Regions from separate parts of the Mus musculus genome. Here all the other regions are linked to region 1. A link is a loop called in an ENCODE intact Hi-C map of the cell type or tissue named here. Cell type or tissue: heart. All regions are shown on one strand. Region 1 overlaps Zfp703 (zinc finger protein 703). Region 2 holds the start of Gm31843 (a long non-coding RNA gene). Region 3 overlaps Gm31727 (a long non-coding RNA gene). Region 4 has its middle 26 kb from the start of Thap1. Region 5 has its middle 33 kb from the start of Gm31784. Region 6 holds the start of Gm31983 (a long non-coding RNA gene).

Region 1 (5,000 bases):
AGGAGATGAGGAGATGTGATCTGAGCTTTGTTTCCTTCAGGTGACTTTGGCTTTGAGGAGAAAGTTTGAAATCTAGCACATTCCTCTTTATAAATGATGTAACACATTAATGCACAGCACATTATGAAAATGGTAATTCAAGCCCACAGTGCTCCAAATTAAACCATACATTATCGGATGCACTCGACCATCTATTCTGTAAAAAGACAGGATGAATGAAATCGAATCAAACAGAAAACTGGAGTGCAGCTTCCCCTACGGAATGATTAATAAAGTGCAGACCTCGGGATTATTGCAAGACGAATTCTACCCAACCCCGACATGAATCAGAAGGGAGTTAGCTCTGATACAAATACACTATAGTTGGACGGACTGGGCAAGGCGATCAGAGCTGTCTACGAATGGTGAATGGTGGAATTCAAAGAAGATAGGGTATAGTTGTGGGGGATAAAACACACCCAACTCTGTTTGAGTCAAGCCTATATCTGGGGCAAGCCTTCCCCCCTCTTTCTCCTTCTCTTCTCTCTGCTGTCTTCAGGACCACAAAAATAACCCAGCAACGTGTGAAAATAGAACCCAGAGCCAAGAACAGCCAGTGTCAGTATCTCAGGTCCCGGCTTTGTGGTTTCTACCCTGCTGTCCTGGGAACACAGGTCCCATTCTGGAGCCTGGGGGAGATTTAGGGGAAAGAGGAGGAGGAGATATTTGGAGAAAAGGAGGTAGAGAAATACAAGGTGGGAGTTGTCAGATAATATTAACTATACAAATAGGCAGCTGTTGGAGGTGGGGAGGATCCCTCTCTATGAAAATGGCAACTAGTGGGAATCAAGCAATGGAAGTAACAAAGTAAACTCTCCACCAATGTTACAATGGGCAACTTCTTAGGAAAGTTTTCAGTTTATAAGTGGGGGAAGGTGTCTGGTTACCATGGTGTTTTGGGGCAGGTTAGTTCAACCAGGCTCAGCTAACCCTTCCTAGTTCCAAGTGCAATCATTTTCCAATTTTTTTTTAAACCACGCCAAAGGTGAAGACCAAGCAGCTGTTAGCAATGCTTCCTTTCAGTATAGAGGACTTATCACCTAGGGAGAGGGTCTTTTTTCATCTCCCTTCCTAACCAAAGAAGTCTCTGTGCTCCCAGGGAGGACGAGCTATCGACCACAAAACCCAAAGACTTTCTATTTTAGGAGCCCTTTCGGTTCATTTTAACAGGAGTTGGGGAAGAAACATACAGGTGTCTGCAGAAAAAAAAAAAGTAGGAAATTGGGAGGAAAGGAAGCTGAGAAAGAAAAAGTAAATTGCAAAGAAAACAACAGAGGGGGCGGGGGGAGAGAGAGCGAGAGCGAGAGAGTGAGAGCGAGAGAGAGAGCGAGAGAGCGAGAGCGAGAGCGAGAGAGAGAGAGAGAGAGAGAGAGAGAGAGAGAGAGAGAGAGGTAGAGGTAGTTCTGCATTTTAGGCGTGTAGAGTGGATCACTGAACGCCACTAACTCCCCATGCCCACCTGGGGCTGGTCTCAGGGTGACTCTCACTGCTGCTTGTCACAGTCTGCCCTGGACTCATGTCCTCCCGGAGTCCAGGGATGCCAGCAGCCCAGGCTACTTTCCCTGGGACATGCAGTCATTAAGTGGCCAGCACCGATACGGAGTAAAAATAAGAACAACAAAACAACTTGATCGTCTCTTAACTGACGAAGAATTTTGCCTAGATACACAGATCTGGGGACACATAAATGTGCGCGCGTTGTACTGAAGAGTCCAGAGTGGCGCGGCCTTCCATGGAGCCTCAACCAAGGGTTCAGTTTGTGAACACTTGATACATATAGATAGAGAATGTACCCCATACCCCATCTTGTGCTGTGGACTCTTACCTATCAAGCTTCCGAAGCCGGAAGACTGTCCGGTACAAACTACCTGTTAAGTAGTTTACCCTCCCGAAGAGGGCAAAGCGTCGCAGCAACAACAGATCCAAAGCTCGGTGGCACCCACCCGGTGGCACCCAGGCAGTGTGTGCGCACAGTCTGAAGGAACTGGCAGCCCAGGGTCTGCTGCACGGCTGCTATGGCTGCCCCCCAGTGGAAAGGAGTCAGTCCACACTGGCACTAGGCAGTTGGTGACTGGGGACCTGGGTATTCCACGCAGTAGGCAAGTACTGGGCCAACACCCTACTAAACAGCATCTGTTTTCCACTGTGAGAGGACAAGAAATCGGGTAGGAAACCAGGTCTTAGAATCTGGTGTTCCCGATGTCAGAACAGCTTCAGGGTCATGTATCATTGCTGAGAATTCTCAGCAAAAACAAACCGGTTCCGAGTCGCAGAGGACCTAGGTTGATAACACAGAGTTGGAAGAAGAGCCTCCAAGCCTCATGAAACCTCTACTCAGGAGCATCAAGAACAAATCCTCAATCTTGAGGACTGCAAAAGGTCAGACTAGAACAAGTTGAGGCCCTTGAGCCTGTTGCCCTCCATATTGCCACTAGATGGCGCCAGAGGCACGTCTCTGCTCACCCTCCAGCCGGGCTTAGGAGAAGGAAGGCTTCAGGGGAAGTTAGCTTTAGCCCTCCTTCCTGGTTCCCTCTCTTATCCTGTAGCCCTTGAATTCCCGCCCAGAGAAAGATCCACTTTCACATGCGCCCTCGCTCCACTTTGCCCCCAGGAAATGCCAAGGCCTTTGAAGTATCCCTGGGAGCCAAACAATTAAACTGGGGGGATGGGGTGGGGTGTAAAGATGGTTTTATGTAATTTGTAATACACTGGTCTAAGTCCCCTCCTAGAAGAAAGGTTAACCGCAGTCTCAGAAGAAAATCCTTAAGCTTTTAAGGAAAAAAAAAGCCCTCAACAAAACAAGGGTATCCACTTAGGTGTCTGGAAGTGGGACCATGGGTGAAGCAAGAGAGAAACACACCACGGTGTGAATATAGCCAAGTATTCCATTTATTAACAAAATAGTCTTAGCAAGGGAGAGCTCTGTTCACCCCACAAGAGGCCCCGCAGCCGAGGCCGGCCCGAAGCCCCAGCGCTGCTGCGTAAGACCGGGAGGGAGGGAAGGTGTTGGGGAGAAGACTTGTATTAAGTCTTTAATCCTAGCCACCGCAGGAACCCACGGAAACCTAATGCCAGCTTTGGCGATTGCTGGCTCAGGTCTGGGACATGGCGAAGGGAGTGCTCTGATCCTAGGGCTCCCTGAGTCCCCAGCCTGCCCCCAACAGAGCTCCTAAAGTTGTCTGGTCTGCTGACTTGAGGACTGGTAAGCTTTGGAGGGATCCATCAAGGATCCCCGACCCCACCCCTATCGCCAGGGGAGGGGGCGGGTCACAGTCCCAACTAGGGAGAGAAAAAATAAAATAGTAACGATAAAGTACTTCACAAAATATAAAGAGCAATTTCGTGCCAGCGGGGCCTTCTAAGACATTTAATTGGATGTGTCAGGTCCCTGTCAGCCGGCAATTTGACTGCACCGCAAGGTGTGGGTCCCTGAGGGGCCAGGAAGGTAGAAGTCTTGGCAGGCTCAGTTGGAGGCCATTGGGTCACTGCTGGTGGCACAGGGACTTCCCGAACTGAGCACCCTGGAGGGTCAAGGCTGTGATTTGATTTGGGGGCTCAGGGCCTAGAACCAAGTGCTCATGTGGGAAGTGGGGGGAGGGGGGTTTGTTGTGTAGTACCACACAGCCCAACAGAATTCTGGTTCATCAGAGCTCAAGACCTCCAGCCACCAAGTTGTTCCCCCTTGAACCCCCCCAAATTGTTACATTTTTTTTTTGTACAAAGGGAAAAAAAAGAATTAAAACTTCACATGGAATGAAACAAGATGGGGTGGGAAGGAAAAGGGAAGATATGCAGTTTTAACAGTTAAGACTCATGCAAGAGACTTCCCAAGATGGGGGAAACTGAAAGTGTAGGACCCCAACTCTTCCTTCATTCCTTAACACCAAACCAGTCAAAATCAAACAACCCAAAGCCTTAAAACATATACCCAAGAAGAAGAAAATAAGCAAAAGAAGGGAGAGGGGTGGGGGGAATCATGGAGTTACCTGGGTGGTTAATATTATTATTTGGGGGAGACAGACTTTTTGCATACCACTGACTCATGTGGTCATTAATGCACTTATGTTCCCAGCTTGTAAGCTAACATTATAGTAAATAAATACACAGTCCGGTGGGGGAGGGGCTGGGCTGGATCCTGGTAGGGGTAAGCGGTAGTGGAGCTTGCAGCGTCGAAGGCAGTGGGACGTGAGAGGAAGGGGTGGGTGGGGAAGGGCTGGGAGGGGCCAGAGCTGTGGTTACTGGTATCCAAGCGCAGAGGCGGAGGCTAGTCTCTGTCCATACAGTGCGTATGGCGAGTAGTAGGGTCCGGCTGTGGGAAGGGACGGCACTGCCAGGCCCCCAGCTGTAGATAAGTGGCTCTTGCCATAGGGGTGGTATCGGCTTAGCCCCAAAGTGTGTGGACTCCGCAAGGACAGCGACCCGGGGCTGCCTGGGGCAGCGGGCGGGGGGAGATGCAGGTGACAAGAGGCTGCGGCTGCAGCGGCTGCAGCGGCACTGCCCAAGCTCGACGCCCCGGGGTAGGCGGCCAGAAGTTTCTCTGCGCCCGGCAGGGCTGTGTGAGTCCGTAGATGGCTGAGCAGCTCCTCAGAGGTGGCAAAGCGCTTGTCGCAGGGCCCGCTGGCCGCCACCCAATTGCAGCTGTGTGGCAGCGGTTCGTTCTGCAGCATGAAGCCATAGGTGTAGAGAGGATGGCCCGGGAGAGCGGCCTGGGCGGCGCTGGAGGAGAGCGCCGCAGGTTGCAAGGGGTGCCCCGGGTACACCAGAGGGTAGCCACTGGCCTTAAGGCTGGGCCCGGTCGGATCGTGCGCGCTGCAAGTGGAACAGCTTGAGCCGCCGAGGTGCGAGGCGCTGTGGTAGCCTCCTAGACAGTAGGGGTCACGGCATAATCCCTGCAGGAAGGAGGGTGGGGAGGCCCCCGTGAGCGGGCTGGAGCTGGGGGGCTTGCCTGGTGGCAGGCCCAG
Region 2 (5,000 bases), 600 kb after region 1:
GTTGCACACACCACCCCTCCTCAACTCCTACCCCTACCCCCCCCCCCCACACACACACACATACACAGAGTTCTTGCTGAAAAAAAAAAAAAAAATCCCTGTAGGGTTTATGTGATGGGATATTTGTTGCCACCCCTGCTAACAATGGTTGGTACTTATTGGCTTTATAATAATCACAAAGCAATACTAATGCTCGGTAACTACCTAAAGCTTTCTGTTTATAAAGCTCTGTTGAAGCCCAAGGTCTAACTCGGGGTACTTGACATGCTACACTGATTCCCAGTTCACAACACAGAACTAGGGCTGATCCTAGCTAATACAGCAATGTGGTGGTGTATTTCAGTCCCTCCATTTGCAGAGAAGGTAAACTGGCAGAAGGGTTCAGTGGTCGGAGAAAGCAAGCTTCCCCTGGCATTATGGGTTAGGTCTAATCCCTATGAACACCGGGTTCCAGCTGGGCTGCTAGCACTGTTTTCTGAGGTTGTGGGGCCTAGGGATGGAGGTAGGTCCAGCACTGGTTCCAATCTGCTTCCTGCTCAGCTAAAGTATGGGGAGATGTTCTTTAAGCTCCTGCTGCCTTGGACCGTGTGGTTCTCTGAGACCACGCCCCCTTTGCCAAGATAGCCCCTCTCGTGCATTGTGAGCCCTCAAGTTGATGCGGTCCAGCATGTAAAAGTAGCACAGCCAGTGTTCAGAAAACACACACACACATACACAAACACACCTAACACCCAGGCACACACACATACCTGCGCATAACACATACAAACATACACACACATAACACACACACATCTAACATAAACATACGCCTAACATACACACACAAACATACACACACACCTAATACACAGACACACACATACACGCATGTAACATATACAAACATACACCTAACACACACATCTAACATACACACACCGAACACGCACATATACACCCAAAACACACACCTAATACACTAACACACACACATACATTCATGTAACACACACACACATACACACACATACATACAACTAACACACACACACATACCTAACGCATACATACATCTAACACACATATACACACACATCTAACACACAACTAACACATAGGTACACACAACACATGCACAAGCACACATACACTAATACACTCAGGGACACCAAAAGAACCTTCTGAGTCCTCAGATCATTCACTTATCGTCCTCTCAACTTGCTTCAGACACACAGGCAGCTTCCTAGTCCTCACACCCAAGGCGCAAGCTCTACCCACAGTCCTTGCACAAGCTCCTCCCATGGCGCAAGCTCCACCCACAGTCCTTGCACAAGCTCCTCCCACGGTGCAAGCTCCACCCACAGTCCTTCTACAAGCTCCTCCCATGGCACAAGCTCCACCCACAGTCCTTCTACAAGCTCCTCCCATGGCACAAGCTCCACCCACAGTCCTTGCTCAAGCTTCTCCCCGAAGCTTTTTATACCGCATAGAGAATCCAAGCTAACTCCTTTCCATCTTTGCTAACAACACGTCACCTTCTGGGTGAGATCTTCACCCTTAGCACCTGCTTCCCACCTCTCCTTTCTTTGCTCCCTTTTTATGTAGCGCGTTCAGTCCCACTCGACAGATATTTGCATGTCTTCATATCTGTCCCTCCCTGAGGATGTCGGCTCCCTCAGAAAACTGCATTCTCTCCTCTTCCATTTTGTTCCCTACTGCGTGCTGAAAGCCTAGGATCACATCTGGAATAACAGGTGCCCCGTGCATCTTTGTGAGAGAAAGCAAGCTTTCTGCTATGTACCCACCTCCTGGGGTTGTCTGATCCTTGGGCCTCAGTATTTGGCTGAGAAGCAGGTTTAAAAGCATGAGCAGCATAGCCTAGCCAACCTTCAGACTGAAGGCTGTTTGGATCACTGGAGGGAAGCTGAGCTGAGATGGTGGGAGGAGGGGGGGAGCTTGTGCGCAAAGGAGGCAGGAACCCAGCTACTGTAACACTCAATCAGAGGATGTAGGGATCGCGAAGCTTTGAGCTCCATCATTAAATTACACACTGTGGAAATGGAGCAAAAATCACATAAAATAAGCCCAGGAGCGGACCTGGAAATGGCTGAACCGAATCTCAGCACTGGGTCTCAGAGTTCTTCTGCCCTGAGAAACTTAACAGAACTGTCGAGGAATAGGCAGTTCTAAAACTGTCTAAAATCATGACTGAACTGCCTTCCCTTCCCTTCCTCCCAACCCTCCTTCCTTCCCTCCCTTCTTCTCTTCCACACTCCTCCTCCCCTTTTTACCTTTCTTTCTCTCTTTAATTCTCTTTTTGTGATGAGGTTTCATTATGTAGCCCAGGCTGGCTTCAAACTCACAGCAACTCTTCTGCCTTAGCCATCTGGGGTTACAGGCTCCCATGACCGCACCCCAGACACCAGAGTTTACCACAGGCACTTTCTTTTCCTCGTCCTATCCACGGAATGCATTTTGGGACTAGACTGAGGCATAGAAGGCTGTGCAGCTCAGTAGACCATAAAAACAAATTCTTAGAGACTGACTCTTTCTTTCCCTCCCTTCCTCCTTCTCTCCCTCCCTCTCTCTATCTTCCTCCCTCCCTCCTTCCCTCCCTCTTTCTCTCCTTACCTCTCTCTCTCCCCCTTCCTTCTTTCCTCCCTCCCTCCCTCCTTCTCTCTCTCCCTCTCTTCTTTCCTCCTTCCCACCCTCTTTCCCTCCCACCTCTCTGTTTCTATCTCCCTCCCTCCTCCTCTCCCTTCCTCACTTCTTCTCTCCCTCCCTCCTTTTCTCCCTCCCTCCTTGTCAATGGTTCCTACCACAGGGGATAAAATGTATTACTAAGAACAAACAAATGGCTGCATATTTAAGTATATCAAGCCTTAAGCATTTTTGGCTTCATATTTTAAGTGCTATTCACTATTTGAGAATTTTAAAAGATGAGCCATGTGATATTGCTTTATGTAAGAGTAATAAACTAACTTGAACTAGAGTTGCTAGGGTCTGACCTACTGTGCACAAATCTAAGCCTGTTCTCTTCTTTCTCCATCCTGTGCTGCGTAGCGCCCTCTGCTGTCAGAAAGAAGTATGGTAAATGTTTGAGTTAACTGCCAAGAGCCCATGTAAGCTGTTTCCTTCTCTTCCTGAACTGACTTTGGTGCAAATATTAACTGTCACCCTGTGAGGTTCTGCATTTTACTAAGTTCTCTAAGTGGCTGTCATTTCATATTCCACCAGTTTAGAGAAAGTTGTTAGTGCAGGTTGATCCCTGTTTTCTTCTATTCCTCGCTCCAAAGCTTCCTGCAGCCCAACTAACAAGAAAGGTAGACAGAAGAACAGGAAAATTCAGGGAAGATGAACCATAATTCATAAAGAGGACTTCAGGACGAACTATGGTTTTGGAAAATTCCCTATTTAATTCTGGCTGAGCTCCATAGATAAGTCCCAGGGTAATGCACACATGCAGAGATGATAGGGGGCCTTGCAAGAGTGTTCATTCTATCCTTCCATGGTGTGGGTCCAGGGGGTGGAACTCAGGCTGTCAGTCTTGACAGAAAATGCACTGATCTCTTAAGCCATATCTTGGGCCCATTAAAAAATATTTTTAAAAGTTATTTCATCTTAAGATGAAGTATAGAAGTTACAGGGACTTTGGAACTCAGAGTTCTGCTTAAAACTGTAGAGCTGGCCTCCTGGATTAATTATGTTGGCTTCAGTTTCCAGATATAAGAAGAAGCAGAAGAAGAAGGGGGAGGGGATGGGGGAGAAGGAGAAATAGGAGGAAGAAGAGGAAGGAAGAGGAAGTGGAGGAGGAGAAGAAGAGGAGGAAGAGGAGGAGGAGAAAAAAAAGAAAAGAAAAGCAATCTACCCCCACAGGATTATTCTGAAGATAACTGAGAAGACAAAACTATAATTCCTATTAAAGAATAAACGTCACTTAAATACACTTTAAAGATCTGTCTTTTGTGTGCCATTCTAATTCCAAATAAGCAAGAGAAGATGGGGGCAGGGCAGGGAGACAGCCATTGGGGCACCTGAGATTTGTGTTGTTTTACATATTGCTGCTACTAAGACTGTGAACCAGGGGAACATCCAACCGAATTACCCCAAACTGTACAGCCCCTCACTAAAATGTAACACACCCACTCAAGGGACAGGTAAGGGATTTCCGGGAAAGAGTCATGAGAATCCAGATTTAACAATGTTTTGCAAAATTATTCTTGACTCACAGGTAAACATCAGAAATAAGTGATATGATCTCAATAAGCCAAGACATCAAATGCCTGTGCTTTTATTTCCCATGGCTGAGGAGTTAGAGCATCTTCTACACCTACTATAGCAGTGTGGTTGCCAGCATCCCCCTTCTGCTAACCCATGGGGATCAAATGGTACTTCCTGTCCAGCACACAGAAAAGGGAAACCTGTTCCTGCCTCCTGAAGATACTGTTACAGAACAGGATGCATCCTCTTTGGAAGATTTTTGATCAAACATTCTAATACATATGACAAAACACCAAGAGGTTCTTTCCATGGAAGTTGAAGATCTCTAAATGTGTGCCATCTTATGTTCCCAGTTTGGGTGACCAGAGATATTTGCTGGTACCTAGAAATGGGGTTTAAGTTCAGTCATTTTATTGTCTTGAATCTTAGAGTTCTCTGAGATGTCAACATTTTCTACTAGAGTTGTCAGGCCTTGGTAATTAAGACACTTCAGTCTAGCACTGTCTGGAAAGCCTTCTGAGCTCGGCATAAAATGGGGACTCCCTTTATCAGTAGGGTTTCTCCTTCTCTGACCTTGTCTGGGGAACTCAAAACCCCCATACCCTCTACCTGTGGAATGTCATGCAGGCCTGGTGAAATTACAGGTTAAGCTTCCTTTCTCCTCAATAAGATAAGAAACTAAGAACCGAATCAGCAAGCATCTGAGATTCCTGAAATGCCTCCCCATGCTAATGAGGCATCTCACCTCATACCCTTAGCCTTCAGCCAATGACCTTTGTCCACCCTATATACTCCTA
Region 3 (5,000 bases), 710 kb after region 1:
GATAACTCTTTCTCCTGAGGCTTAATGGGGGGCCCATCTCCTCAGAAACCCTATTACCAGACCGATACATTCTCTTTCTCTTTCACAATCACCAATCAGCTTCCCAAGATGTTGGGACATTCAAAACCACGGACATGCCATGGTTCCACAAATGGTTTGCACTCTGTGTGTGTGTGTGTGTGTGCGCGCGCGCGCGTGCACGCGTGTGCCCTTCCCAGAGGGTCTCTAGCCTCCAGCATCTACAGAGTGGTTTTCATTGCTGTTGTGGTCTTTCTGATAGATTATTTTATGTGAATAAGTGCTTTGCCTACAAGTATTTGTGAGCACCACGTGCACTTGGTACCAACAGAGGTGCCAAGGCCTCAGATTCCCCAGAACTAGAGCTACAAATGGTTTGTGAGCCCCTGTGTGGATGGCTGGAAACTGACCTGGGTCCTCAGCAAGAGTAGCAAGTGTTCTAACCACTGACCCACACGCCCAGCTCCCCTTCTAAGTGTTTTCCACAGTTGTGCACAGGGATGCAGCTCACTCCTGCTGAGCTCTTTCTCACAGTGCTGTGTATCAGCTGCCAAGGCTGCTGAGCCCTAGGGAAGGGAAAGCCACTGAGATTCACTTTTCTTACAGTCCTGGAGGCCGGAAGCCCAAGACCAACATGTCATTAGGTTTCCGCGGAGGCCCCTTTCCTTGGCTTGGTGACAGTCATCTTCGCTTTGCATGGCCATGTGGCCTTTCCTCTGTGCGTGGATGTGTCCTTGTTCTCTTTTCAAACAGCACTTCACCTGGTCACAGTAACCTCCTTAATGGCCGTATCTCTAAATGCAATCACAATATAGTTTACTGGGAGTCAGTATTTTTCTATTTTTCAAGACAGGGTTTCTTGGTGTATCCCTGACTGTCCTGGAACTCTCTCTGTAGCACAGGCTGGCCTCAAACACAGAGATCCGCCTGCCTCTGCCTCTGCTTCCCAAGGATTAAAGGTCTGTGTCGCCACTGCCCAGCTGGGAGTCAGCGTTTAAATATGAATTTTAGATGTGTAGAATTCAGCCAGAGCCACCTCCCATTTCTTTCTTGAATTTAATTCCTAGAGAACTGAGCTGTGGAAAGATCTGAGAGCTGGCCTTGAGCACAAGATGAAGCCAGCTTTTGGACCCAACCAAAGCCAATGCCCCTGCCTTCAATCGGTCTTTAAGGAATTCATGGTTTAGTGAAGACAGGTCAACAAATAGGAGTGAATGAAGTACTACACATTGCCAGAAGCGTGAGGCTGCAGCGGGTCCCACCTTGATTCAGGGGGACCTGTTCTTCCATAAGGGTGCGTGATTAAAGAACTCCTGAACAGGCCTTCTCCCTCCACTGTGATTCAGTGCTTAGATGGAAGCCAGCTGAGATGCCGGTTCCTCACCCAGCACACCTTTGTGACTCTTGCTTTCCAGAGATGAGCTGGGGCGAGGTAGGGTGGAACAAGAGCTTGATCCCCAGCTGGGGGCAGGGCCTTCCTCCCCTCGGAGCCCCGCTGACAGCTCCCTGATGCTTTAGCCTGATTTGAAGAACTTGTTCTCAGCTTTCCCTTTCTAGGGTAACAAGCTTTCAGCCCCGCGCTTGCTAACACTCACAAATGAGGCCAATCGCTGCACAGCTCCGGATCACCTTTCAGCGGCGGGTTGACAAGAAGAACAATGCATTTGTTTGCAGCTGTCGAGTCCTCCGGGAGGATCTGTCATCGAGCGGTGAGTGTCAAAGGGGTTCAGGCTTCCTGTGACTGTCAGAAGAAAGGGAAGAGAAAGGCAGTTCAAACCTGCTGGCACCTCTGTGCAGAGCTCAGGCACCTTCTCTCCCGAGTTTCTACAGAAATAAACTTTGTTCCCGTTAAAAGAGACTTTTAATTATAACGATAGTATACTGCCAATTAGGGTTTTGTTTTCTTTTCTTTTTCCTGAAGGGTAGTTACCCTATACAAGTCGCACACACTCGTGGTCGGTTGCGTAACGGAGGAGGATCTGTCCAATTTATAGAAATCCACATTTACACCTATTAGAGCTTTGACTCCCCCTCCCCCGCCCCCGCCCCCGCCCCACCACCATTGATATTTTCTGGGCTGGAGACGGTCCTCTGCTTCTTACAAGATTCATTCCAGCTATTTGGAAGGCAATTAGTAGAACAGCATGCTTACTTCTGACCTCTGGTGAAGCCACCCTTCTATTAACAGACCAGGGGAGAGGACTGGCAGAGGTCTCAGTTACTAGGACCTCTAGGCATAAGCACTGACATGAGCAACCCTCTGTGTTTCTCAGACGGATCCTGGACAGCACACGGACTTGTACAGAGCACTCCCCCGTGGAGACCTCCACATCCAAAGTTAACCGTGGACCACTGCTGCAGCGAAAGGCCTAGGCATTGCTGGTGGTAGAGCGGCTCCCTCACAGGGTCCCCTTTCCATAAAGTGACTGTGGTGAGATCCACGGGTTGGAGTTAACACCACCCACCCTGCTTTTAGGCTTTGTCAGATTTCTTTATAACTTACTCTTCTGCACAGCAGCTACCTCGAGCGCCTCTCTATTTCTCTTCAGTTTGACAGATGGATGCACCCTGTTTAGAACTCGGAAAAGATAGCATCCCCAAAAAAAAGAGTAAAATCCAGAGAAAACAAAATACTCCTTTAGTGGTTGTTGAGCAGCGCTATTTCCTTCTCGTGGTCATCATGAGGTCTCCTGGCTAAATCACTTTTTACCTTCTGAGATACCCTTCCCTTTGAGATCCTGGAACCTCAGCGCCCCTGGCTAAGAGATCCTACTTTATGAAAAGGTGGATAAAAGCACACTTCAAGGATTTATGGAAGGGACTCAGTGATGAAAAAGCACTTTCTGTTCTGGTGGAGATGCCAGGTTGGTTCCCAGGACCTGGTGGGGACTCCAACTTCGTGAAACTCCAGTTCCAGGGGATCGTGTGCCCTCCTCTGGCCTCTATGTGTATTGCATGTGCCTTACATACATCAGGCAAACACACATATGCATAAAATAAAGTAAATCTTTACGAGGAAAAAAAAAGGCTTGTGGAAAAAGAAGGCATTGTAAAATTAAAGGGACAAAAAGCTACTTCTGTGATCTGGCTTCTCTTCTGGTGACAACTGACCTGCATTCCACAGCTCACTCTAGAGGCTCTTTATCCTGCCAAAAGAATGGAGATTTTTGTGGTCCCACTAGTCAAAGGCTGAGATTGCCCACATTTTTACCTTTTCTAGTAAAAAAAAAAAAAAAAAAAAAAAAAAAAAAGCAGGGTTAAACCTCCCATATCCTCCTTCCATCCCTCCAAAGGAAGGATAAGGCAAGCAGCTATTTGTTTTAAAAACACAGTAAAGGACAAAACTTCCTTTGCTTCATACTTCACAGAGCTCACATGGAGGTCAGAGGACAAGTTAGGGGAGTCTGTCTCTCCTTCCACTACGGGGGCCTTTATATCAAACCCAGGTCGTCTGGTTTGACTACAAGCCCCTTTTACCCGCTGATCCAGCCAACTGGTCACCCTTTTATTCTATATTAAAGGGGAATTCCAATGAAAATAAAGAGACTTGCTCAGTCTCCAATTCCAAAAAGCAATGTAAACATTTCACCCTTTCTGAAGTTAGGACCGGCTATCAACCAGGAATCCTCTGCACTGTTACTGTCCTGGGTAAGAGATATGGGCAGCCTAGAGATGACAAGAAACCCTGTCTCACCACCTCACATGGGGACACTGCTGGTGAAACTCACTGGCTAATGGGATGGTTAATAATTAAGAAATTGGGCATTTGGGAAGTGACCAAGTCATGTGACCTTCACCATGATAGACAAAATATTAAATTTCTACAAAAAGGTCTGAAGGTCTGGGTTGCGCCTCATGTGGGCATTCGAAGGCTCCACAAGGAAGCATCGTGTATAGCGAACAGCTCACTCCAATCACCGAATCTGCTGGCACCTGGGTACTATGAGAAATCAATGAACTTTCTTTTATATATACTATCAAAAGTATTTTGTTATTGCAGTTAGACTAACTTTAGATATTACTCTAAGGAATTAATGAAATGACTCGATAATTTAAGTGGATTTTTCCTTAGCAAACTCAGTTAATAGCCCTCTCTAACTAGTATAATCTGACCCCTCTCTTGTGCTCCACTCTACTTTTACCTTTTCCGTTAACTTGCACAGTGAATGTGTTCATGAAGCCCTGATGCCTTCTTCATCCAGTCTAGTCTTTTCCATTTGACCCATGCTATATGCTCTATGTTACCTGTGCACATATGAATATCTGTCCTGTGGGACCATAATCCTGATGGCTCCTGGAACCCTAGAGCTCATAGGAGCTTGACTTCAGAGTGAGTGACATCACAGCTGGCCCTGTAAGTTGGTGGCTCTTCCACTAGTGTCTCCTCAGCCCTTTATCTCCAACTGCCATCTATTCTGCTCAAACAGTAGCAACATATTTCTTAACCTCAAGAGGACATGTGTTTATAAGATATTAGAGGAAAAGCTGGGCGTGGTGGCGCACGCCTTTAATCCCAGCACTCAGGAGGCAGAGGCAGGCGGATCTCTGAGTTTGAGGCCAGCCTGGTCTACAGAGTGAGTTCCAGGACAGCCAGGGCTACACAGAGAAACCCTGTCTCATAAAACCGGGGGGAAAAAAAGATATTAGAGGAAGAAAATGATCATTTTAAGCTGGTTGGATAAAGACTGTAAGCAATCTGAGAGTGGATGGTTTCAGGCATCTTCCATATAACTGGCACTGCCAGGTGAGACCACAATTATTCTCTGAAAGGAGGAAATGATGAATCAAGAAATAAAGCTATGAGCCAGGAGTGGTGGCACACACCTTTGATTCCAGCACTCCAGAGGCAGAGGCAGGTGGGTCTCTGTGTTCAAGGCCAGCCTGGTGTGCAGAACAAGTTTCAGGACAGCCAGGGCTACAGAGTAGAAAGAGAAGGAGAGGGGAGAGGAAGAAGAGAGGGAGGAGGAGGGAGAGGGGGAGGA
Region 4 (5,000 bases), 800 kb after region 1:
AGAGCAGTCAATGTTCTTAACTGCTGAGCCACCTTTAAAAAAAAGGGGGGGGGGGCTTATTGGGGTTGGAAATTATTGCAACAATTCAATTTTAAGTTTTACATCCTAATTGCCTTTTTAAAAGGAAAGGGGGAAAGTTGAGGACCCCGAACTGTACAGGAACTCCACAGGGAGATCAACAGAGTCGACTAACCTGAACCACCAACCAAAGAGCATACACAGGCTGGACCTAGGCCCTGCCACGCTTATGTAGCAGATGTGCAGCTTGGTCTTCATGTGGGCCCTGAACAGCTGAAGTGAGGCGATCCCCAAAGCTGTTGCCTATCTGTGGGATACATTCTCCTAACTGGGCTGCGTTGCCTGGCCTCAGTGGGAAAAGATGTGTGGAGCCCTGCAGAGACTTGATGTACCAGGGTGGGGAGATACCTGGGGTCGGGGCCTCCACCTTCTCAGGGAGAAGAAGATCAATAACTTTTCTGTTTTATTACAATGGCATCTTAAGAGCTGGAGAGATGGTTCAGCGGTTGAGAGCACTGACTGCTCTTTCAGAGGTCCTGAGTTCAATTCCCAGCAACCACATGGTGGCTCACAACCATCTGTAGTGGGGATCCAATGCCTTCTTCTGGTGTGTCTAAAGATAGTGACAGTGTACTCATATACACGAAATAAATAAATAAACCAAAAAAAATCATTTTAAAAAATCTTAATCTTAATACCACTAACCTCCTAGAATAGGCTACTTTGATCAGAAATCTGATGCCAAGCCACAACCAAACTACCCATATAAAAGGGGAATGTACCATAGTTTTGGAAAAGTCCACTCATGGACGAATACTAGCCTACTTCTTCCTGTTTATGCTCCAAATCCCCAGACAGTCATCTGAGAGGAGTTAAGATAAAATCCTACTGGAATTTCTCCATTTCCATTTTATCTGTATTTCATCCATGAAAAAGAAATGAGATTCTTTGCGCATTTATATATCAATGGGTAATATAATTAACACACATATAAAAATTACTATTGGCCAGGAAAACTTATAATGCTTTTTCCATTATTATTATCTGCTTGCATGCTCTTTTGGACTAACATTTTCATCTAGACCATTAAGACATGCAATCTTATCATCCTTCCAAAGAAACATGGACCCTGCCAAGGACTCAAGCTAGTGGACTGAAGTCACACATCGAAGGGACTGAGGAGTACGGAGAGTGTTCACCACCTAGCTGCCTAACACTCCGTAAAATACACTGCGAACTTCTTCGCAAAGAGCCACCGGTGCGGTTCTACTTTAGAAAGCGGAAGCAACCAAAGAGGACTCAGGGTTGGGAAGCAGTGCAGAGATAATGGCTTACTCGCTTGATGATGACGCTACTGTGACGTCAGAGGTGATGCTCCTCTTTCTCAAACCGTCGCTGCGACCGTAAGCCTTTAAAATTCGTACTGAGCATAGTAAGAGAAGGAGAGACTGGCAGAAACAAAAAAAAAATTCAACGAGCTCAATAAAGATATAATTATCTAAAAGGGAGTAGGAAGGGCATACCATTCATCTGGTTTCAAAACCATGGAATGTTCTATCAGAAACTTTCGCTGATCCAAAGGCAGCGGGGTCATATTGTCATCGGCTGAAGCCTTCCTAAAGGAAGGAAAGGAGGAAGGAAGGAAGGGACAGAAGGACAGACAGGCAGACGGAGGATGGATCTAAACTGAGGTGGAAACACAAAAAGGAAGCACATTCAACTCTATCAACAACTGTCACAACTGTCACACACACACAGGAGTGCAGGTTCCTTTAACCCTACAAGGCTAAGCATTTCCGTCCAGAAAGATGTTTCTTTGGGTCATTAATGGTCTGATTCACACTCCAGTCTCCTCGCTAATCACAGGGACTTGGGAAGCTGAGACTGTCTCGTGGTACTGTGCTGCCATCGTCTGGCATGTTGAAATGACCACGAGCTGGCGCCTGGCTGTTCCTTTTATTGTTGTTGCTATTCTGTTGCTGTTGTTTAACCATTATGCTCTTGTAGAGCATTGAATTATGAATTGCTATATCAGGAAATAGTATTCACGTTCTTTTCGTTGCTAATTATCTTTCTAAACTTTCATTTTTAAGAGGCCTGGTATTTCTTTTTTAATTTTTATTATTACACAAATAGTTCCGTTGTGGGATTTTTTCAAACAAAATTTGTTTTTGTTGTTCCTCTGACCCTGGCCTCGCCTTCTCCGCCCCTACCTCATGCCTACCACACTAGCCTTCTGTCTGTCCGCTCTCATGTCACGGTGTCGCCAACCCCTTTCTTGACACTCTGACTCCCCTGTCCTCATACCTAGTTCTGTAGCCTATTCCCACATTGAAAATTAGGGTCCACATATGAAAGAGGATGTGAGTCTGTCATCCCACACTCGAAATAATAGTTTCTAATAATTCAATGGTACTATATAGAAAGAAATATTTTCCCAAATTCATTCATTGTTCTCCAAATTTCGTGATTGTTTTCCTTCACAGCTGAGTAAAATTCCAGATAGAAGCCACGTTTTCAATTCTGTCTTCCTATTGGTGAGCATCCAAGCAGATTCCATTTCCCTGTCATTGTGAATAGAGCAGCAATAAATATAAATACACAACTGTCTCTGGGGTTCCAGGAGTGGTATAGATAGATCATATAGTTCTATGAATTTATTTTTTGAAGATGCTTCGTGCTGGTTTCCATCATGGCTGGACTTGGTTTATAGTCCGCCCAACTGTGATTAAAAGCCCCTCTTCCCTCACACCCTCTCCAGCATTTCTTGTCATTTGTTTGCTCAACAATAGTTGTTCTGACTGGGATGCATTGAACCTCAAAATGGTTTAAACTTGCGTTTCCGTGATGACTAAGGATGTTTAACATTTCTTAATATAGATAGGAATTTATTTTAAGAAAATAATCACATCACAATGCCATTATAGTTTCACATCCATCCTCATTATAAGATTGATTTTTTAAAGATTTCTGTTGTATAAGATTATATTTAATTGATTATATAGACTATGCACTGTTATTCAAGCATAATAACCCCCTCTTAGAACGGACTAGCTTTATAAGGTTAAATTAAAATAGCATTTACTTGTACTCATTATTTTTCAAAACATAATATTTGCATATCAATGTTTCTGATCTGCATATTTTCAAGGTATGAATATGCCACAAGTTTATACTACTTTGTAGCAATAAGGGTTCTTTTTAGTATCCCTTAAAACACTTGTTCTGTTCTTATAAATTATTCAGCATATATTTTTCATTTTTATTATCATCTGAAAAATGGCCATAACATCAGAACTAGGTTTTTTTTTTAAAAAAATCATTACTATTATCATAATCAGTAATTTAGGATTCAAATACCACCTAATTTTCCCAATTTAGTATCTAATAATAGTAAGTGATAAGCTGAAGTGTTTTGCGATTTCTACAACTTTTAATTCTCTTTATTATAATTTTTATTGAACGTATTCTTTAACAGTTTTATTCACATATATAGTTCATTCCAGTTACCCTATCTCGAACTCTCTCCTCTCTCCCTCCCTCCCTCCACTCTGTCCCGGCCATTTGTGTTTCTTCTTTGAAGAACACTGTTTGCCCTTTCATCCCAGCACTCGGGAAGCAGAAAGAGGAGATTTCTGTGAGTTCAAGGGCAGCCTGGTTTATATAAGAAAATTCCAGGCTAGGGTACAAAGTGAGACCTTGGGGGTACGGGGGTGGGAATTCAGAGACAGAGTCAGAGAGAGATCATATTCGGCAATATAATCTTTTCACAATATTAATTCTGTCAATGCAAGAAAATGGAAGGTCTTTCCATCATCTGATAGCTTCTTTAATTTTAAGCATGTGGGCCCTTGTGGGGGGGAGGGGGAGTGGGGGTTGAAGCTTCCTTGGAGAGGTCTTTCACGAGGTTTATTTCCAGATAGTGTTTTATTTTGTCGTTTGTGGTTTGTTCGGTTGTTGTTGTTTTTTTTTTTTTTTAACTACTGAGAATGGGATTTACTTTTCATTCATTTGTCTATAAGTCTGTCACTGGCATATATGAAAGCTACTAATTTGTATTTACGTTGATTTTTGTATCTTACAGTGTGACTGTGTGTTAAACCTAAGCATTCTGGTAAGGCCTGTAGTTCCCTTGCTTTTAGAGCTGCTGAGAAAAGATCCAACATGGTTCTGACATCCCCTATGTCCGTTGATATATGAGTAATGTATGATGTATGTGAGTTGATATATTATAATCCTTTAGGTCTTCTTTAAATAAAGGAATAAAGGCACAAGGGCAGTAGGAAGCCTTGTGCCCCATGTCTATTCCTAATGTTTGTTTTGCTCAGAGACATAGCCACTGGTTTGTGCCCTGTGTGTCAGGCATGGCATTGAGAGATGTTGGTTGGAGAGATATGATTCATAGATTTTTTTAAAGATTTATTTATTTATTATATGTAAGTACATTGTAGCTGTCTTCAGACACTCCAGAAGAGGGAGTCAGATCTCCTTACGGATGGTTGTGAGCCACCATGTGGTTGCTGGGATTTGAACTCTGGACCTTCGGAAGAGCAGTCGGGTGCTCTTACCCACTGAGCCATCTCACCAGCCCCATAGATTTTTTTTTTTTTTGAGACAGGGTTTCTCTGTGTAACCCTGGCTGTCCTGGAACTCACTCTGTAGACCAGGCTGGCCTCGAACTCAGAAATTCACCTGTCTCTGCCTCACAAGTGCTGGGATTAAAGGCATGCGCCGTCGCCACCTGGCTGATTCATAGATTTTAAAACAAAGGGTATCAGTATTTAAATTATGAAATGAAATAGGCACAAGGAAAGAGAAGTCCAGAATCAGAGGGAATGTGGGCTGGAGGTATGAGAGGCAGCAATGGAGATATTTAGAAATGAAAATGTATGTCCGGGCAGTGGTGGCACATGCCTTTGATCCCAGTACTTGGGAGGCAGAGGCAGGCAGATTTCTGAGTTCAAGGCCAGCCTGGTCTACAG
Region 5 (5,000 bases), 640 kb after region 1:
TGGCCGGGCAGTGGTGGCGCACGCCTTTAGTCCCAGCACTTGGCAGGCAAAGGCAAGCGGATTTCTGAGTTCGAGGCCAGCCTGGTCTATAGAGTGAGTTCCGGGACAGCCAGGGCTACACAGAAAAACACTTGTTTCAAAAAAAAGAAAAAAAAAATTCCCTACTGTGCCACTCACCAGCTCTGTGAGGTGAAGCAAGCCAGGAATCTCTTGTCCAGGATGGTGATGAGTGGAGAGCCTCCACCACACATCTCTGTGGCTGTCAGCTCCTTCAGGAGTTCTGGAGGCTCGGGTAGCTGACCTTGGCCATGAGGTTCATGGCTCTGGGAAGAGGGTAAGACAAGTGGACTTAGTCCTCTGGGGAGGGGGGGTGTCAGTGGAAGAACTGAGGAGTTCCGAAGTTCCAGAGTACCTCCATCCTACAGATTAGTTCCTAACCACCTTCCTGATGCTGCAGCCCTTAATATAGTTCCTCGTGGTGTAGGGACCCCCAGACCATAGAATTTTTCCCTTGGTACTTCATAAGTGTAATTTTACTACTGTTGTGAGTCGTTATGTTAATATCTAGTATGCAACCCCTGGGAAAGGGTCATTTGACACTCCCTGCCACCAAGAGTTCAAGGCGCACAGGTTAAGAACTGCTGTCATAGACCATTTCAGGATGATCAAAGAGTGGCCCAAAGCTATTAGGTTCTATATATGATCATTGTCATTTCAGCAGATTTATTTTGCTTACTTTTAGACCATTTGACTTTGTGGCTGCCATTTAATGTCATGTGGCTAGTAGCCACTGTCTTGTATAGTATGGCTCCTTAATATGTTAATCCTCAGGAATGCTCTAGAAGGTTGGAGTGACCTTTTTCTCTATCACACACTGTAAATCAAGTCTATCCTGTGAGACACTGGCATCAGACATCCTAGGAGTTTTCTATATTGGACTGGAAGTGGGCTCTTGCCTAGAACATGCAAGGGCCTGAGTTCAATCCACAGCACCATAAAACTAAAATAATCAGCAAAGGCATCCAAGTTTCCTGCATGAAAGAGAACTGAGAACATTTTTTTCAAGGACAGCCAGAGCATCCACATACGGACAGGTGTTCTGATGGATAGTGCCTGCTCCGGAACATTTCAACTCTAGTTTCTGTTTTGAGCATCTTGGTACACTCTTGAGACAAATTCTGCATGTCTCTTATTTAGTCAGGCTAATGGGCCACATTACCCTTGTACTCCTTGTTCCATGCCCACATTTCTTCCTTATAATCGCATCAAAGCCATCACCTTCTCTTAGGAGACACCTTCCCCAGGGTTCTAGGAAAGGCTGGAAACAACCTTCCCGCTTCTGTTTTACTTCACTCTGTCACAGGGTGGTTTCCTGGGCTACTGATGGAAAGGAGGGTTTTCACAGAGGGACCAAAGGATGCCACACACTTCCCCTCTTATAGTAGAAAATTAGAATTGTTAGTTTGGAACCCAGTCACATGGAACAGGAAATATGTCATCAAGACTGGAAGGGTCAGGAAAAGGTTTTAATGAAAAGTAGTATTATTTCTAAAGTAACTTAGTCTTTCATTTATTCCAGAGAAAAGTCCTTGGGGTGTTTAGGAGAAAATGTAGTAAATGATAATGAGGGCCCAGGCCCCCACAAAGGGGCTGTAGATAGTCACCTTAAGGAAACTTCTTCGAGATCCTCCAGCCCTTGACAGTGGTCCAGGCCAGATCTTATTCTTCTTCCAAGTTTAGGCAGGTAGAGACAGCCACCATGATGGCTGAGGGACTTGTGCCTTAAGAAATGTCCAGATAGGTGATCACTTTGATGTGGTCAGCCTGCCCCTCATCTCTTCAGATGTGCAAGCCCTCTGTGGTCTCTGAGCATGTGTGAGCCGAAAGGTCCCCAAACCTCAGGGACAGCTAGGTAGCGTGTTGGTCAGCCTCCTAACCTTGGCTTCAGACCCTGAACCCAAGCTTATGTGGCTACTTTCTGCCAAGAACAGTCAAAGAAAGGAGGAACACACCTCAATGCAAGGATTCCCTGCAAATTAAAGGCACAGAACTCCGGGTTCTGGACTTCCTATATATGACCTCTCTCTGAACATGAAGAAATGAGGCACCTAGTGTTCCACAAAACCAAGATCTAAAATGGTCAATAACTGCAACAGCCTCCCTTGTTATATGGTGCGCTACCCCTTGGCACCGTCTTCTAGTAGGCTGGGGGTCTCATTTTGAATGTCTGGTACAGTCCCTTCTCATTTCGCGGAGCTGCCTTATTATATAAATGCATGGTCCCCATAGTATCTCATTTAACCCTCACTTCCACTTTGTCACCTCCACTGAACAGAAAGGTTAAGTGGCTTAACCAAGTCTTTCAGCAGTAAATAGATTGGGGACTCTGAGCTACTCACCTGGGCAGTGTGAGGTGAAGAATGGGCTGCAGCTCCCCCTGCTGGCCGTCGTGTAGAGCTACAGCTGCCTCATTCACGGATTGTTCCTACCACTCTTCTGTTTCTGCTCCCTGGTCCCTCCCTGGACCTCAGCTTCCTAAGTCCTGCCCCGTATAAAAATGATGGCCTGAAATCCAAACTTTGTTTCCCTCCACCTTATTGCTTATTTTCATCCATTTCATAAACAAGTCTCACCTTTTATCTTGGAGTTGGCTTCAGTCTAGGAACTCTCTGCCTTGGGAGTCCATGTTTTGTTCAGTGGATGACCACATATCCACGCGAATGCGGGCATCACTAGTGGACTCCATCCAGTTATTATTCACAAAGGAATATATATATGTATATATACACATATACACAGACATACACACACATATATATATGTATATATAATATTCTATATATTATGTACATTATATATTATATAATATTATATATTATATATATTAAATATAATTGCTTTCTAGTCCTCTCCCACTCATGAACAGGTTCTGAGAAATATAGGAGACTAGTCAGGGCTGTGAGCTACTTAGACATTGTAGCTGTATTGTCCCTCATGCACAGAATCACTGCCAATCAAGCACAATTCAGTTAAGAAACAAAATCACTTGTCACATAAAAACAGAGAGACAGGGAAGAAGTGTGTTCCATTTAGGTTTTCACTGCTGTGATGAAACACCATGACCAAAAGCAACTTGGGGAGGAAAGGGTTTATGTCGTCTTATATTTCCATTATGAAGGGAAGTCAAGGCAAAAACTCAAGCAGGAGCCTGGAGTTAGGGCTCTACTGGAGCAGAGCGCATGGAGGAGTGATGCTCACATCGCTTGCTCAGTCTGCTCCTATACAACCCAGGACACTGGCGGTGTCCCCAGTGGGCCCTCCCACACCAATTATCACTAAAGAAAATGCGTTATAGATTTTACAGACTAACCTATGGGCATTTTAATGGAAGCATTCTCAACAGAGGGAGAGTCCTCTTCCCAGATGGCTGTGGCTTGTATTAAGTTGATAGAACAACAACAACAACAACAAAAAAAAAAAAAAAAAAAAAAAAACAGGACTGGGAAATAACTCAGTGGATAAAGCATTTGCCAGACAAATGTAAGGACCAGAGTTCAGATCCCTAGAACCCAGACATAGCCAAATGTGGTACAGTGCACCTGTGACTCCGGCATACCTCAGTGAAATGAGAAGGTCCCCCAGAAAGTCACAGCAACGAGCCTGGCGTGTGTGATGAAAAGACACAAGATACCCTGCTTCAAACAGGGTGGGGGAAAAAGGAGCAACATCCAAGGTTGTCCTCTGACCCCATGCTGCCGTAGTGTCTGCACACCTGCACATACACATGTGAACACACACGTGCACACACAGACGTACATATGCCCTGAATACTCTGAGCAACTCGTGCTTAATATCCATCCTGCATGTAATACGGCCGTAAATTATACCTCACTAGACCTAGGTAATGCCTACCATGGAGCAGCGTGGTTGCTTAGTCAGCAAAGGTATTTGTCGGGCTAACGCTACGGCTTGCATACTTATGTCCCTTTGTTTATTAGAATGTAGCTACGCTCTTAAAGGAGAGTGTATGTATTGAAAGCGTACCGCTTATGTTTTGATGCTCATTAGGAAATGAGTGGCGCATTCAAGTGAATTAACAAACCTTGCTTGCAGTGAAAATGTGCACCTACCCCCTGAGCACCAGGAAAACAGAGGCCTGAGGATCAGAGTAAAGGCTGTCCTTGCTGCCAGACCAAGTTTGAGGCCAACCTGGACAACTTGAGGCCCTGACTCAAAGGCTAGACCAGTGGCTCTCAACCCACCATAAAATCATTTTTGTTACTTTTTCATATCTGTGATTTTGCTACTGTTATGATCTATCAGTGTAAATATATATGTTTTCCAGTGGTCTTAGGTGATCTCTTTGAAAGGGTAGTAGTTCGACCCCAAAAGGGGTTGCTACCCCAGGTTAAGTAAGATCTGTTGGGCTAGAACCCAGAACCTCAACTGAGAGAATGCTTCCGTCAGATTGGCCTGTAGACAAGTCTGTGGGGGCATTTCGTGATCTCTAATTGATATGGAAGAGCCCACCCCATTGTGAGCGGGCCATCCCTGTGCAGGAGCTCCTGGGTGCAATAAGAAAGCAAGCTGAGGGCATCAAGATCAGCCATCCAGCCAGCAACTCTCCTCCACGGCCTCTGCTTCAGTTCCTGCCTCCGGATTCCTGCCCTGCTTCAGCTCTTGCCCTGACTTCCCTCAATGACAGACTGTGACCAATCAGGGTCTGTAAGCCAAAGGAACCCTTTCCTCTCCAACTGTCTTTTTGTCATAGTGTTTTATCCCAGAAATAGAAAACAAACCAAGACACTGTGTGTGTGTGTGTGTGTGTGTGTGTGTGTGTGTGTGTGTGTGTGTTAAACAGCCTTCTCCTGTTCGATACCAGTACACTACACAACCTAGTTAGCTAGAATCACACGCTGAACGTGAAGTTCTTGAGACTTATAACTGAGATTTGTATCCTTCAGTCAGCACCATCTAATCCCGCGCCCCTCTTCTACTCT
Region 6 (5,000 bases), 510 kb after region 1:
CTGAGATTAATAGGTGTGCCCCGCTACACCTGCAATCCGGCATTTTTATAAGAGTAGGAAACAAAAATTTTAAAAAACAAAGAAGAAACACAGCACTGAGCAACCCTTCCGCACTCCAAACAGATGGAGGAAAAGGGGAAATAATTCACTTCAGCCCAACAAGAAAATTCATTCGAAAAAGAAGTTGAAACCTGGCGTAGGCTCAAAGTCTGTCTTGCACTTTGGTGCCCAGGCAGTTATCTTCATGGGCAGGAGCAACAACCAGCATGAACCTTATTTCCAGCTCTGGTACTCACTCGTCCCAGGGCTAAAGCCGTTTGACACATTTTCCAAAATGGAGAAATACGGGGCAAGGTTTGGTGTTAGGATCACAGGAAGCCTTTGAGAAGAAGAGCACCAAGCAAGCCATCAACAAGACTGATGCTCAAACAATGGCAGGATGTGTAACAAGCCCACGTGGTGATGACACTGCTGCTGCTGCTTTGCAAGGCCGCCCCCCTCTTTAACAATGAGCAACAAAGCACATGGAACCCTCTCTTTCCTTCACCTAGGTGAGCCCCAAGTACTTGCGCTGCCCCAGGCAAGGAATCCCTTAGCTTGAAATGGGAGGGCATTAGAAGGAGAGCCATGAGAGCCAAGGGTAGGGTATGGTGTCTGATAGCTTCTAAAGGGACTCAGGTGTCACACTGGAGAGGACAGGGAGACAGATCCTCCCCCATCCACTCTGTACATTTTATACTGCTGGTTTCTATTTGCTTGTGAAGGTCCTGGGTTGTGAATGGAGGAGACCAGCCAGCTCTTCTAAGGCTCCATCTTCTGTGTTGAGAGGGCCAAAACTGTAAACCAATAAATATCCTTGGGAATGGTTAATAATATAAAGTGAGACGAGATGCAATGAGAGATATCACAGCCTATAAGCTAAAATTCTGGACTACTTAGTGCACAGGAGTCCTTCTGATTAACTTTTCTTGGGTTCTCACTTTTGGCAGAATCTGAGTCCCGGAGTGGGAGGGCTAGAGCTACTGCTCTTCACCTTCTCCCTCGAGCACCGAGTCTCTCCCTGGCAAGAGCAGCTGTGAGCATCTATAGCCTTCTAGTCATCTCAGAATGAGCGACTTCCCTCTGACTTTTTCAAGTTGCCCCAGTGCTGCCCGAATATCAGGGCCAAAGTCAGATTCAGGAAACAGACAGCTGAGCGTCTTGAACTTGAATTTTTCTGACACCAAGGTCAGGCTGAGCATGGCCGCTCTCCTCGACATTCCATCCTCCAGATAAGACTCTAAAAAGCTGGATAAGACTCTAAAAAGCTGGCTACAGCCTCTGCCCCTGCCCCTGATTCTCCTTCTTCTTGTGTAGCTAGAACTGCCATGCTTCTAGCTAGGTGCTAACTCAAAAGCATCTTTCAAGCAGAGAGTTCTTTTCTTTCAAAGGCAGAATGGAGCCTGTGAGGTGTGGCTGGAGATGAAAAGCCTGCTACTCAGAGGAAGAGGCAAGGGTAGTCAAGGGGTCTCTGCTGCCTGCTGCCTGCTGCCTGCTGCCAGCTGCCAGACAGAAGGGGAAGGGGGACGAGTGTAAACTGGCCAGTTCAGTCCCAGAGCTCAGGAAGCAGAGGTTCATCATTAACTGTCAAGCTGCGGTTTTAATCAGCCCTGCTCCTCGGTGGAGATAGATTTAATATCAAGGCACATTTTCAGAGCCATTAGCTTAATTATGACAAGTGTCTGCAAACCGGACAACTCTGCTTTCGGACCTGAGTGACAGCGTTTAATTCTCAGGGCCCCATGGGACCTCTGAGTCCTTCACCCAAATGAGCCTCCATTAAAGGCCTACGCATTTCTCCATTCTCCCTGGGTCTTGGCCCTCCAATTCCCCCTCTTTTTATTCTACTGAGCATGTCAAAAAGAGAGAAAAAAAACTGTGCTTCAGTAGAAAAAAAATAATTTACCTTACCCATTAGAACTCATCTCATGGGGGCTTCAGCAGCTGAGTTAGGCAGAGCCTCTTCCTTCTATCTGGTAAGAGCTGTGAGCATTTCCACACCGTCCTCTGGAAACGCTTGCTGGCATTTTGCATTGCTTTCTGGTAGAAACTTCTGAAGTCCTCTTGGCTCAAGGATGAAAACCAGGGCTGTCATCCTCACATGGACATGGGCTGGCATGGTGGCAAGCCCAAGGAGGGGTCCCGATGACGGCATCCATGCCTTAACTGTGAGACAGCCTTGATTTTGTATTGTCCCAGGGACATTAGGTCATCTTCCCCTACTCTGACTGACCAGGTAGCCCACAAAGGCTGGTCCACGAGTTCTAGAGGAGTACTTTTGTGATTTTACTGGGGGCTTGGAGCTTTTGTTTAGACAGAAGGATGTTTTTAAAATGAAGTCTTAGGAAACACAAATTAAAATGAACACAGCAGAGTCTTCTGAGAAATGTGGCTTTCTCCCTGGGCACTGCTTCCTCTGCCTCAGGAGCTATGATTCATGACCTCAGGGCCAAGAGAGCCAGCAGGGGTGGCCCTGGGGGGCCTTCTCAGCTTCACTCTGCATGGCTATGAGACCTAGGACCCTTAGCCAAGGGACTGGTGCCTGAAAAGAGCATGTCACAGTAATGTGACAGGGTCATAGTGATGTTTCAGAGGTCAAAGATCAGAGTATATTGAGGAACAGCATGGTCTGCTGGCCCCTTTTGGCTACAAAATCTCCTCAGCTAGCCTTACCTTTGCCTAATCTCCATCAGAGATTCCTTTCGCTATTCCTTCTCTGTAAGGAAGAGGAAGAAGGGTTGCAAATGTAGCTAAGTTTCATACATCCCCTCAGAGACCGGGCCAGGACTAGAGAGACCCTGCCTAGTGCTGCCAGACTGGATTTCTCCTCTGCTGGTACACAGTGACCCCTGCTGTGTGGACATGAGGGGTAGGGCTTGGGGGATGAGGAGAAGAGAAAGAGGAGGAAGAGGGAGATGGGGACTGTGCACAGAGCCATGAAGAACCATTTTTCTCTTCTGGTGAGTCCACTGTTTTGTGTGTGTTGTTTGTTTGTTTGTTTTTGTTTTGACTGTTCCACACAGAGTTGAGATCACTCTCTGAAGGCCAAAAGAGGCTGATCGCATATACTTCAACAGAAGTTGGATTTCTCAGGACCCCCCCCCTTCAAATGACTGCTCTGCTTGCTGTGTACACATCAAGGGCCTTTAGAGAACACAGGATTTAGATTTGCTCCCTCAAAACCAAGAAGGGCTATACGGCGACAGAATGGGGTAACTGTATCCAGACTTGGGCTGGATGAAACTCTTTACAATGAAGCTTATATTCTAACCAATGGACTTTACGGTCTTCTGTTTAGGGATGGACACAATAACTTTGTGCCCTTTCAAGTTTATTTTTCAAATATGATAAACAAATACTGTCTTGTCCATAATAGTAAAAAGTAGAGTCTCACTATCTCTTGTGTATTACAAGATGGACAGAAGTCCCAGTGATAGCCTGCCCAGGAGTCTCAAGACCCTACCCGTCCCTGGGATGTTTCCATGTTCCCCTGAGATTCTTTCCCTGTTCCTAGACCATCATTCCTATTGTTGGGACCCCCTTCTTAGCTCCTAGGACTCCTTTCCTCCCTCATCCTGGGAACCTTTCCCTACTTCTAAGACTCCCTCCTTATTCCTAGGGCCTCCTCCCAACTCTAAGACCCATACTCTATTCCTTGGACGTGTTCCCTGCCCCCAGGGCCCTTCCCTACTGCAGGAACCCTTCCTTGCTCCTAGAACTCCTCCTCTGCTCCTGGGACCCCTTCCTTGCTGTCAGGACACCTCCCCTGCTTCTGGGATCCTTCCTCTGCACCCTGGGATACCTTCCTTTATCCACAGATCTCTTCCCTGTCCCGGAAACACGTTTCCTTACCCTGAGGTCTATTCTTTGTTCCTAGGGCCCCTTCCTTGCTCCTCATAACCCTTCTCTACCCTTGGTTTCTGGTCCCTGAGGAGAGCTGCCTGGCACATAAAATGTAACTACACAGTGGGACTAGCAGAGGTTTCCAGACTGTTTGACATCCCTTCAACCATGCTGAACAGGCCCATGGGTATTTTTCCTCAGGAACTCGGAGATTGCAATCCTTCCTGTCAATCTTGTATGAATGACTGAGTGTTGACAAGGTTTTCTGTGGCATTTCTTCCCAAAGCAGCAGGGGCAGATTACCTCAGACCCTTTTCACCCAGGAATACCCTGCTCCTCATTCTCCATGTTTGGCCTTCCACAAACGTCCTCCATGCATTTCCTGCCTCCTGTCTCCTGCCCACTGCCCACTGCCCACTGCCCCCTGCCTCCTGCCCCCTGCCCCCTGCCTCCTGCCTCCTGCCCCCTGCCTCCTGCCCACTGCCCCTTGCCCCACTGCCTCCTGTTCCCTCCCCCTGCCTCCTGCCCACTGCCCCCTCCCCCACCCCTGCCTCCTGCCCACTCCCCCACTGCCCCCTGCCCCACCCCCTGCCTCCTGCCCACTGCCCTCTGCACCCTGCCCCACTGCCTCCTGCCTCCTGCCCACTGCCTCCTGCCCCCTCCCCCTGCCTCCTGCCTCCTGCCCACTGCCCCACTGCCCCCTCCCCCACCCCCTGCCTCCTGCCCCCTCCTCTCTGCCCCCTCCCCCTGCCTCCTGCCCCCTCCCCCCTGCCTCCTGCCTCCTTCCCCACTGCCACCGCTGAGCATTTGCTTCTCCATAGCTTTGTGTGACGCCCCTGCTATTCTTCAGGCTGAGTTCTATCCTGTCTGCTAGAATATAAGAACTGCAGGGTCCTGGACAGCAAGTCCCCAGTAGTCCCTGTAGCCTCCATATATCTGATGTCTCATAACCTCCCTTTCCTGTGACTGGGACAGATCTAGCATGTAAGTATACCCACTAAATGTGCCTGGACCTCTTCAGAAATCTTTTTTCAGTGGAATGCTATTTATATGCCATTTTCAAACGTTTTTGCTGCCAATGGGTGGCTTGGAAGTAGTTTAGTACTTTCTAGCCTCAG

What was found. Hi-C counts contacts between places; a loop is a spot of excess contacts. Peaks named below come from ENCODE experiments on the same cell type or tissue, not always from the same donor. Only the 100,000 strongest peaks of a DNase experiment are listed, where the experiment ranks them.
Region 2: a loop joins it to region 1, with 8 times the contacts of the local background. A loop is called at or near these places in 20 of 42 quality-filtered maps.
Region 3: it touches region 1 in a loop (4-fold over the local background); 7 of 42 quality-filtered maps call a loop at or near these places.
Region 4: it touches region 1 in a loop (12-fold over the local background); 19 of 42 quality-filtered maps call a loop at or near these places.
Region 5: a loop joins it to region 1, with 9 times the contacts of the local background. A loop is called at or near these places in 28 of 42 quality-filtered maps.
Region 6: a loop joins it to region 1, with 3 times the contacts of the local background. A loop is called at or near these places in 6 of 42 quality-filtered maps.

The regions. Positions count from the first base shown.
Region 1 is chr8:26,979,369-26,984,368 of GRCm38, reverse strand. It overlaps Zfp703 (zinc finger protein 703), which reads right to left. Exons shown (of 2, transcript NM_001101502.1): 2 at 2,907-5,000. The coding sequence ends at 4,275. Among named protein-coding and RNA genes, the nearest start is that of Zfp703, 4.5 kb to the right of the region's middle. In heart, a CTCF peak has its summit at 2,466 (motif pointing right); DNase peaks (open chromatin) are centred at 2,122, 2,498, 4,338 and 4,778; H3K4me3 peaks cover 2,425 bases; H3K27ac peaks cover 1,269 bases; H3K27me3 peaks cover 996 bases.
Region 2 is chr8:26,378,941-26,383,940 of GRCm38, reverse strand. Gm31843 (a long non-coding RNA gene) reads right to left here and starts at 2,195. Exons shown (of 3, transcript XR_378836.2): 1 at 1,788-2,195. In heart, a CTCF peak has its summit at 3,056 (motif pointing left); a DNase peak (open chromatin) is centred at 3,040.
Region 3 is chr8:26,270,228-26,275,227 of GRCm38, reverse strand. Gm31727 (a long non-coding RNA gene) reads right to left here. Exons shown (of 5, transcript XR_870272.2): 3 at 1,614-1,759. Among named protein-coding and RNA genes, the nearest start is that of Gm31727, 5.8 kb to the right of the region's middle. In heart, a CTCF peak has its summit at 2,957 (motif pointing left); no DNase peak of the experiment used is centred here; H3K4me3 peaks cover 971 bases; H3K27ac peaks cover 407 bases; H3K27me3 peaks cover 3,968 bases.
Region 4 is chr8:26,181,306-26,186,305 of GRCm38, reverse strand. No RefSeq gene overlaps it. Among named protein-coding and RNA genes, the nearest start is that of Thap1, 26 kb to the right of the region's middle. In heart, a CTCF peak has its summit at 1,934 (motif pointing left); no DNase peak of the experiment used is centred here; H3K4me3 peaks cover 551 bases.
Region 5 is chr8:26,342,706-26,347,705 of GRCm38, reverse strand. No RefSeq gene overlaps it. Among named protein-coding and RNA genes, the nearest start is that of Gm31784, 33 kb to the right of the region's middle. In heart, a CTCF peak has its summit at 2,446 (motif pointing left); no DNase peak of the experiment used is centred here.
Region 6 is chr8:26,466,502-26,471,501 of GRCm38, reverse strand. It overlaps Gm31983 (a long non-coding RNA gene), which reads left to right and starts at 2,943. Exons shown (of 3, transcript XR_378839.2): 1 at 2,943-2,999. In heart, a CTCF peak has its summit at 2,886 (motif pointing left); no DNase peak of the experiment used is centred here.